Linked DNA regions of Homo sapiens: region 2 is linked to region 1. Evidence: chromatin contacts called from ENCODE Hi-C or POLR2A ChIA-PET data. All regions are on one chromosome and are shown on one strand. The core of a region is the stretch at or near the end of the contact, and the rest is flanking DNA. Distances in the headings are between cores, read along the strand shown.

What was found. Hi-C counts contacts between places; a loop is a spot of excess contacts on that map. ChIA-PET counts read pairs that join two places held with the same protein, here RNA polymerase II (POLR2A). Pooled maps may share reads with other maps.
Region 2: a map with no recorded cell type shows a loop between it and region 1 (4-fold over the local background). The contact joins two enhancer-like sites. A Hi-C loop is called at or near these places in 4 of 37 single-sample maps with no recorded cell type and 4 of 50 pooled maps. POLR2A ChIA-PET finds 5 or more read pairs at or near these places in 1 of 52 experiments (activated CD4-positive, alpha-beta T cell).

The regions. Positions count from the first base shown.
Region 1 is chr7:85,157,710-85,162,954 of GRCh38, reverse strand. The region is part of intron 1 of SEMA3D (semaphorin 3D); the gene reads left to right. Among named protein-coding and RNA genes, the nearest start is that of SEMA3D, 27 kb to the left of the region's middle. Within about 2 kb of position 2,539, at least 3 of the 41 ENCODE cell types and tissues checked have a DNase peak (open chromatin) inside an H3K27ac peak, as active enhancers do.
Region 2 is chr7:85,287,947-85,293,191 of GRCh38, reverse strand. No RefSeq gene overlaps it. Among named protein-coding and RNA genes, the nearest start is that of SEMA3D, 100 kb to the right of the region's middle. Within about 2 kb of position 2,756, at least 2 of the 41 ENCODE cell types and tissues checked have a DNase peak (open chromatin) inside an H3K27ac peak, as active enhancers do.

The DNA of each region.
Region 1 (5,245 bases), core at 1,290-3,789:
CAGTCGCTGACTCAGTTCCTTTACTTCTGTCTTCCAAGGAGTCTGAACATTTTAAATGTTATTTTCCTTTCAGTCAGTTCCAAGATGATGTTTGCCTCTGCTAAGTGTATTTCCTCTCAGCTACTGGAACCTTCTGTTCTGCAGATTGCTCCTTGGTGCATTTAGGAAGACGTTGTCAAGTTTCTTTTTGTGCATATGCTTGTTTTCAGTTTCTGGAAACTTGACAGAGCTTCCAGTCTTTTTCCACGTTCTTCCTCAGGTTTTCCTCACCCTCCCAGTACACGTTTCCCATATTGTTCTTCCTTCCACTTACTGCTCCACTCCACTGCATCTTTAGAGTGTCCTTTTGTTCTAAATGCTGAAACCTACCTGAAATTTCTGGCTTTTTTTCACTGTGGCATGAGTTGCATTTTAATCAACTATGACATGTCATTCTTAGAAAACAAAGGTCATTCAATGAAAACAAATGGCTATGCATTCTGGAAACTTAAGCTAATAACTTTTGTTATTATTAATTTTTACCTGATCTACGTCACCTGCTTCTTTCATTTTTCTTTCACAATAATTTCACTTTTAATGATTCCCAACAAACTTATGATAAGGGTGTGGTTTTATGCAATAATCACTGTTTTGTTAACTCTGTGTTTACTGATGCTGTGACTTAGTACATGAATTGCGCAGGACATACAGTGCAGTGGAAGGATCACTTGTTGGGCAGTTGGAGGATGCAGGTCTTTGCTGTTGTTAGCCCTTCTTTCTACTTGACTTTGGCTGCTCAGAAACCCCTCTGATTCTTGCTTTGTTACTTGTGAAACAGAGGATGAGGAATATCTAACTCCAAAGCTGAAATTAAGATGAGATTAAAAAAAAAAACACGTTTTACAAATTGGGAACAGCTACGAAACAGGTACAGATTATTATTATATTGACTCTCAAAGCACAGAGATGAGTGTTTATCAGACAAGCAAACACATAAAATGAAAACAAATGGACAGTCTGACTAGAGTGAGAATTTCATTTCTTCAGAGTTTTCTATTGTGCATCAGATGTTTCTTAAAATGCAGAAATCTTCACTTTGAGTTTTAATAAAAATATATTTGTATGCGGCACTGTGAATATTTAAGTTGTAAGATAGTGGATGACATACCTGTTTTGCTAACTCAAATATCATAATCCAAAAATAATACCTGTGTGGGTAGTTCAGTTTCTTCCTATAATGGGTATTACAGAGTGATTCATAGAAAAAAACACAGATTGGCCTATATGTACATGCAACATATGGTTAAGTAAGTCCCACCTAAGAATTGTTTGCTTCCTTCTGTGAAGAGCCATCTCACTCCTACGTGAATGGTAGTTGTTTTCCTCTCTTCCTGCTTCTTGCAACTCTCCCCGCCTACTCCACCCGCAACCATCCTCAGTTCCAGCCCTGTCTTCTTTGCCCCTCCAGAGGCCATGGGTGCCTGGGTTTTTCATACCCTGCAAAGTTACAGCAGGGGAGGGAGGAACAATTTTATGATTAAAACATTATAAAATATTTATGATTTATTTCTGTATCTATCTATATGTTATTTATATATTTTATATTTACCCCTATTGCTAATTATGTGAGTGATTCATTCACATTTTAATATTTTAAAATATTAATTTGCAAACCAACACAAAGAATCACTGTAAGCCATGTTAAAAGGACCAATTATTTGATTTTATTTAGTTCCCTTCTGGAAACTGCTGAATTAATTTACTATTTCAGGTGAAGACTAGTGTAACAACAAAACATGGAAGATAAAGCTAAAATTTTTAGTCCCTTTGGAAATTGAGTTTGAATTATTATTAATTTTCTGATATTTCCTTATTTTATGTTGATTGTGTTGTCTTCCAGAATCATGGTCACCCTCTGTGTGGTCAAGTTGCCTGTATTTTATTTACATTGTCCGACTGATGTTATCCATTCCCCTCCTCCATACGTGCAAGTAGTCATTGCTTGCATTTTTATACTTCACTTCCTAATTTTAGGGTTGACTTCTTTTCTGCTTCATTGCAATTATTCTTCATAAACCTCTTCTCCTAGTAAAAAATTAAATAATACTTTCTTCCCCCAGAGTTTTGATATCTTTTACTGGTTTGCAGAGAGGTACTTTGTCTATCAACTTGTTGCTCATCCAAGTTGAGCTTCTTTAGTGCTTTAATCTTCCATCAGAAATCATCTTTCTTTGTATCTTAATCATTTTTCCATCATGTCTCTGAACTCCTTCCAGCTTCCCTGCACCTTTTGGATAATGAGAAGCCTGGGTCTGAACACCAGGTGCAGTCCCACCAGTCCTGTTTAGGAGGGTCCCATTACCTCCTGTGCTGCTATGATGTTTTCTTGTTCCCCAAGGTTCTCATTAGAATGATGATGCGTGTTTCTACAGGCAGAGAGTCAGGCAAACCGCATCGCCCCCATTTGCCTAAGCTGCCTTCTGGCTAATTCTTTTTCCATCGTGGAAATCTCAGTTTCAATTTCTCTCTCTCTTTCACTATGACTCTGTCTCTCTTGTTCTTTATAGTATTTATTTTACTCATTCTGCCTGACTCAGATCTTATTCATGTGTTTATTGACTTCCTTATTTTTTTTTCTATATTTCATCAGACCCATTATCTTCCCAGTCCTATACTTTCATGCTGGGTTGATAGTAATCTCTGTCATTCTGACTGCATGTTCATCCATCTCTTAACCATATCAATTTCGTTCACACTTCAATGGTAAAAAAAACACGTATTTACTTGTATTTATATAATGCCTTACCTTTTTGTTTTCTATCAGATCAATAAGTAGCTTGACATTATCCTGTTAGGCTTGAAAACTCAATTTTATCAAAGTGGAATTGAGATATATATTATTTTCAGTATTACTGTTTGCAGTTCAATAAAATAACAGTTCAGTTTTTAATCCACAAATGATATAGTTCATGGAGAGATGTGGTAGATATGATACCTCTGGAGTAGTTACCGTAGAACTTATGGCTTGTGTTTCTTGAACACTAGTTGGTCATTCTCTCTTCCTTCACTTCCTTCTTTCCTATCTTTCTTGCTTCCTTCCTCCAGTCATATAATGGTTACTGAAATCCTACTATCTGCAGGACAGTGTGAAGGAAAGAGTATGCACTGGTATTAGATAGCCTGCTGTCAAAGTGAATAGCTCTGCAGCTACATCAAATCATTTACATTCTGTCACTGTGTTCTCACCCATAACTGGAGTGGAGTTCAGCACTACGATGATTAAGTGAGAATAAGACATCATTTTATTCACAAATTAGAAGCCTAGTTAGAGATAAAGCCATAATAAATTTTTGGATAATATTGAGAAGAACCTTGACCACTTGAAAAGTTTGTCTTTCTTGTTTATAAAACAACACATGGCTCCCCATTGCCTACCAAATCAATTGCATCAAAACACCTTCAGAGTACACATGTGGTTTGTATATGACCAGAGGATGGAAGTGACAGAAGATGGAAAATAATGTAATGGTTCATGAATTAGGTAATAAAGACAGATGAGGACTAGAGTTAGAGGAAAATTTGAGTCTGGCACTTTAGATTTGGGAACCAATTTTAAAGTCAATGACTGTTAAAAAGGGGTAGATTCTGTCCTACCACCTGGAGTGTTTTCATGATTAATCCAGATTCCTTATCACCCCTCTTTGACTTGCTGCAATGAAAAATTTGAAGATGATGGCCTGGAAACTGCAATTTAACACCCTCCTCTACCCTTACTGACAGTTGATTTATGTGTTTATACTAGGTTACAAATTTTTAGCTGAAAGTGCAGCCAGTCATTGTCAAAATAAGAGAATATCAGGGTCTAAGATAAGTATGAGGAAAAAACAGACGAAAGGGGTTGAGGAACTAAAGGTGTTGGGTCCCACCAGTAGCTGAGGTGATGGTAAAGAGAGTGATGTGGGTAACAAAGCAGTTAGACACAATAGACACAGTCAGTGAGAAGGGGAGAAATAAGTCACAATGAGGAATTTGTGGAAAGGGCCAGAAATTCTGAGTTTCTGATCTTAGTGAAACAGAAAAAATTCTGATGATATATCAGGTGAAATTCACCTCTGATATTTCATGTATGTTCTTTTCTATTTTCCCTAAGTGTTGGCTGGTCTGAGAAATAAAGGGACAGAGTACAAAAGACAGAAATTTTAAAGCTGAGTGTCCAGAGGAGACATCACATGTGGGCAGGTTCCGTGATGCCCCGCAAGCCGCAAAACCAGCAAGTTTTTATTAGTGATTTTCAAAAGGGGAGGGATTGTACGAATAGGGTGTGAGTCACAGAGATCACATGTGTCACAAGGTAATAAGATATCACAAGGTAAACAGAGTCAGGGTGAGATCACAGGACCACAGGACCAGGGCAAAATTAAAATTGCTAATGAAGTTTCAGGCAGGCATTGTCATTGATAACATCTTATCAGGAACTAGAGTTTGAGAGCAGACAATCGGTCTGACCAAAATTTATTAGGCAGGAATTTCCTCGTCCTAATAAGCCTAGGAGCGCTACAGGAGACCGGGGCTTATTTCATTCCACAGCTATGATCATAAAAGACAGCCGTCCCCAAAGCGGCCATTTTCGAGGCCTCCCCTCAGGGATGCATTCTCTTTCTCAGGGATGTTCCTTGCTGAGAAAAAGAATTCAGCAATATTTCTCCTATTTGCTTTTGAAAGAAGAGAAATATGGCTCTGTTCTGCCCAGATCACTGGCAGTCAGAGTTTAAGGTTATCTCTCTTGTTCCCTGAACACTGCTGTTATCCTGTTCTTTTTTCAAGGTGCCCAGATTTCATATTGTTCAAACACACATGCTTTACAAACAATTTGTGCAGTTAACGCAATAATCACACGGTCCTGAGGTGACATACATCCTCCTCAGCTTGCGAAGATGATAGGATTAAGAGATTAAAGTAAAGATAGGCATAGGAAATCACAAGGGTATTGATTGGGGAAGTGATAAATGTCCATGAAATCTTCACAATTTATGTTCAGAGACTGCAGTAAAGACAAGCGTAAGAAATTATAAAAGTATTAATTTGGGGAACTAATAAATGTCCATGAAATCTTCACAATTTATGTTCTTCTGCCATGACTTCAGCCGGTCCCTACGTTCAGGGTCCCTGAATTCCTGCAATAATGATACTAATCCATGTGCTTTGGGCGACTGAAGTGAAAACGTGAAGACTGTTGGGTGTTGTTGAGGAGAAGAGCTACACCTCT
Region 2 (5,245 bases), core at 1,507-4,006, 130 kb before region 1:
TTGATTAAAAACAGCAGCAGCAATGCTATGAAGTATCTTTCAAAACCACTATATCCCCAGTATTCACTCCTTCTAACTAGCATTTATTGTATATGATTTGTTTAGCAATTAATCATTAACTGCTTTGTTAAATGTCTTGTACTCAAGTCTTGTTTTTCATTTGTGAAAAGGCATATGTCCCTGTCAAAGTTAGCAATATCATTAAGGCAGTGAGTAGTTCCTGCAATTATTGTTAATGCCACCTTAGCAACCCAAGCAATCCATAGAGTTAGTCACACATCAATGATTAAAATGCTTTGTAAATTCACCTTTCACACCGGCATTGCATTGATTTAAAAAGAATGTCTAAGTACAAAGAAAAACTACTTATTTATAAAATGATAGGACTAAATCCATTTCTGTTCCATGTTAATACATAAAATTAAAATTAGAGAAGGAATTTGCATTTCTTAATTTTATAGTTAGACTAAAATATTTTATTGGAAATATTCCTTTTAAAAACTTCTAGCTAAATACTTTTCCAAAAAAATGAAATTTTAAAGATATGTTAATGGGTTATAATAAATAAAAGTTATAGTTGCTGTAATGAAAAGGTACTATAGTAAACCAGGCTCAAAAACACAGATTAATCAAGCTCTGTTAGTGATTATTTACTCTATTGTTTTACTACCATATATGCTTGAATAGGCTACCTTATTATTTTACTACCATATATGCTTGAATATCAGTACTACATTCATACTGAGTTAACATTAATTGGATAATATAGCAATTAAATATATATAGTTATGCATATTACTAATTTTAATTTATTTTCAAATTATGTGTTTTATTTTCTCATAAGAAATTGATAATTTTCATACCATATTAGTTTGCTAGGACTGCCATAACAAAGTACCACAGATTAGATAAATTAAACCACAAGTATTTATTCTCTCACCATTCTGGAGACTAAAAGTCTAAGATAAGGTATAGGTAGAATTGGTTCCTTCTGAAGGCCACAGGAAGAATTGATTACAGGCCTCTATATTTGGTTTGGAGATGGCCATCTTCTCCCTGTGTCTTCACATGCCTTCTCTCTATACAAATCTTTGTCCAAATTTCCTCTTCTCACAAGGGCACCCATCCAGCTGAACTCAGGCAAACCCTAATGATCTCATTTTAACTTAATCACCTTTGTAAAGATCCTGTCTCCAAATTCAGTCATGTTTGGGGGAAGTTAGCACTTCAAAATGAAATTTTTAGAAGCGGGAACACAATTTACTCCATAACACACACAAAATTCACAAATCAATATTTAGGAGACTTCAAGTAGCCATAACTTCTTTGAACTTCATAAAAGCAACAATTTTTTATGCTTGGTATACAGTGGCAGTTTTATTAATTCTGAACATTTAGCTATTTTTTTTTCTGAACTACTTTGGTTGTTACAGAATAGTGAAAACTAAGAGTACCACATTTGCAAAATACAAAATAATAGTATTTAAGATGATAGGAATATTAATGAAATACACAATAAGAAGAGTTTATACAGCTTTATAATTTTCATACTACAGTTTTCATACATCTTGGTTTTTCAGACTTTGAGATGAACAAATCAAGTTAAAAAGAACCCCAAAGTCTGGTCGTAAAAGCAAAAATAAACTGTTTCATACTGTGATCCAAGAGCATGGATCCAACAGGGAGTTCCTTGATCTTCCAGAAATAACTATTAACCTTAACTTTTTAAAGCTTGGAAATCTATTAGTAAATGTGTCTGATAAAAACCAAAATATTTCTGGGAAATATCACATATTAGTTTTCAAATCTTGCATGAGTTACATTATTTGATAATAGGACATCCTTGCTTGACAGAAAATGTAATTTCTTTAAGAATGAGAAAGCAAGTAGATTTTCAGTGTCTGTAAAAACAAGAGACTAAGTAGAATTTTCCCTTTCCTTTTTTGTGGGGGAAAACCAAAAAGGAAGCTAAAATCACCCAACACAGCACATCCAAAGATGTTCTGGTTTTTTTTCTTCAAAATTCATAAGATACTAAATACACGTATTTAATATGCACATTTGTGTAAATATGTATTATTAATAAAAATGAGACAAATAAAATTTAATTATTAATCAGATAAGAAAAAGTAAACAAAAGATAGCAATGTGAGGATTGTGTTATTTTGTCATTTGAGTTGATTTCAGAAAACTTGAGATCGGGAGATGGGGGGAAGAAAGGGGAAAAGTTTATTTCTTATAAGAAATAGTCTGTATTCAAAGTTGTAAGTTTTTTTTGTCAGAAATTCACCTCATTAAACAATTCAAATTTTAATCCTTCCTATGTTCTTAATTCCTAGACTTTCCTTAAAATGTTTTTTTTTAATGGTCTGAGCAGTTAATCGAATGCTTATTTTCAGATTTTACACAATTTCATGAATGACAGTGTCCAGTAGAGCACGGCTATTTCACTATTACTTTGAATCCATACACCAAAGAAATTCCAGACATTTCATTATCTTCCACATTTTTTTGAGAGTTGAAACGTGAAAGTGAGATGGAAAGATGGACAGCTGAGGAAGAGTAACCGTAAAAGAAGAGGCAAGCTAAACACAATAAACCTAATCTTAAACACAAATGCACACAGCTGTGCAGTTTTCAGGCCCCAGAAAACCTGTCTCTGTGTAATGCAATATGAAAGAAAAACATCCTTGTTCTTGGAGGCAACTTCTCCATTTCTTGTGCTTTCTTATTTAAATAACCTTAGATCACAAGACACAGGATACACTTAAAAGTACTTCCTCCTTTTCAATGACCTTTCAGCTCTGAAAGGCCAGGTGAAAAAAGGAAAAATATCAAGATGTCTATTTCTAACTCCAACTATTACCTTTTGTGGAGAATGTCATCTTCTTTGAGAGCCTATAAAGGTGAAAAGAAATGTATGCTAAAAAGTACCAATATATATAACTGATATATTAAATATTTGCAGTTTCATGGAAGTCCTTTATCTATTTAAATAAAGTTAAAGAGTGCCTAATCCAGAAGATATTCAATGTTTATGAAACACATTAATGAGTGAATTAATTAAAATGTATTTTTTCTACCACTTGGAAAATTTTATGTCAGATGACGAATAAAGTACATGGAAAAACTGTGTATTTTCTAGGTAAATGAAGCATGAATGAACAAGATATTTAGGTTTTAAAGGTCTTTATATCAGAAATTTTAAGCTGTCATAAAACGAACTTACAGGTAGTGAATGGTCTAGACGTTCAGCCTGAAATAAGCTATTTAACTTAGTACATATCCTGCCTGCTGTTGTAAGCAAATTCCATTCATTGACCTTCTTTTCTACCACTTTTCCTATCAGAAACTGAATACCTATTTGGAAAATGAGAACACATGAACCACTGATTATGACTGAACCTGGAACTCATTCCCACCACCTCCATTTCTGAGCAACAGAACATAGAAGAGCCCCACTAAAAACCACTAATCAAGGTCCTCAAATCCTTTGCATGGGAGCTCCAGCCAGGCAAGCCTAGGAGACGTATTGAGGTGCTGGTAGCCAATGCTCAGGAAAAAGAATGACTTTTGGGTATTTGAAGAATAGAAAGCTTCAGTAGTCACATAACAGGTTGATGTGGGACACACAGATGGGGAAGAAACGGAGGTAGCTGATTCATTCTTGTATTTTAATGCCTATCTGCCCTTTATCTCATGTACCCGGGAGACAGCAGTGCTTACCAGAATGCTAATGACTCTTTTATTCCTTTTTATGAACCACAGGAATCCCCTTTCTCTATAGCTCATCACCCACGTGCAAAAAAAAAAAAAAAAAAAAAATATGTACTTCCCTGCTCTAACAAAGAATTCAAACACACTTTTGCTTACTCTCTTGCACTTTGATGTTTGAAGCAAACAAAAAAGAATTTGTTCTCTCAGAGTAAATAACAACTAAAAGTAAAGAAATAAACGTAAAACTTTGCCTGCCCTCCTGCCTTCCCAACTTTATTTTCCTGTAAGCCTTCTAGGAATAAAAGAAAATAGAAGGTTACACATTGGTGCTGTTTGTCTTGTACACAAAATGCTAAAGGACTTTCATCTGCACATATGTGGAAAACCAACTGCAGTTAACATGGACATTTCCCCCAAAGGGGCAGTAGTTAGAGATCTGGATATGAAAAGCTGAGAAAAGCTGGAGGATGGACAGTGAGGGAGAGGCTAGGGGCTGAGGATACACTTAATACAAAGACAGTGACGTGTACTTGAGGATGCTATTTCCATATTGGCTACAAAAGTACTCCTCTTCCACCAGGCTTAGAGCAAAGTAAAAAATCAAGAAGTAGGTCCGGTGACATTGATAAGAGGAGTGATAGGTAAAAGGAACTGCCCGGAAAAAGTGAGGAATCAACAGAAATAAATGTCTGCCCATCTGGAAGTAGAGTTTCAGTCCCTACTTAGCCTTTCTAAGGGCTGTTTATTACTGGATTTATGTAGCATGATAGTTCAAATAAGAATTGTTCCTAATGGATCTGTTTTTATTTTACATTGGTTATTCGTTCATAAAGAATGAGTAGGTTATTATAAAGAAATTCTGTATTTAAAATGTCTGTAAATCAGGTAAGTGAATATGCTAAAAAATACCAAGTTAAATTATTAATGCCTTATATATAGTACTGATGTAAAAACTGAGGTAAAGACTAAAAAATAGACTTTTTCAAAGAAGGGATGAGATTAGAATTCCTAATCTCTGCATTTTCAAAATATGGCTATTATATAGCCTTCTTTATTCCTAAGTTTAAAAATGAGCCTAAAATCTCTAAAAGTCATGTTCACATATAACAATAATGATACAATAAATTAAATAAACTTTTTAATATAAAAATCAGAAACTCATAAATTATGCTATTTTGTTTGGTTCCTACCAGTATTAAATACATTTTAAATTAGTTTGCAGAGTTACGGGCACGTCACTGAAAAATATGGTAATTTGTCTTTATTATGAATTATTTTACCAAGAACAGCTGATGTTTTATAGAAACTAGTTCAACATACATTTTGAGTTAAAAAAAATAACTTGATACAATTATAGAAATCATCCAGAATCAAATCACAATTACCTAAACTCCTTAACTAATTATTTTTTCTGATAATAGACTGGAAGTTTTCACTCCAATTTTCTATGAGGGCTAGGCTTTCAATTTTATTTTATAAGAAATGTACATGAATGAAAATGTCATACAGTGGCATTTGCAAAGGTACT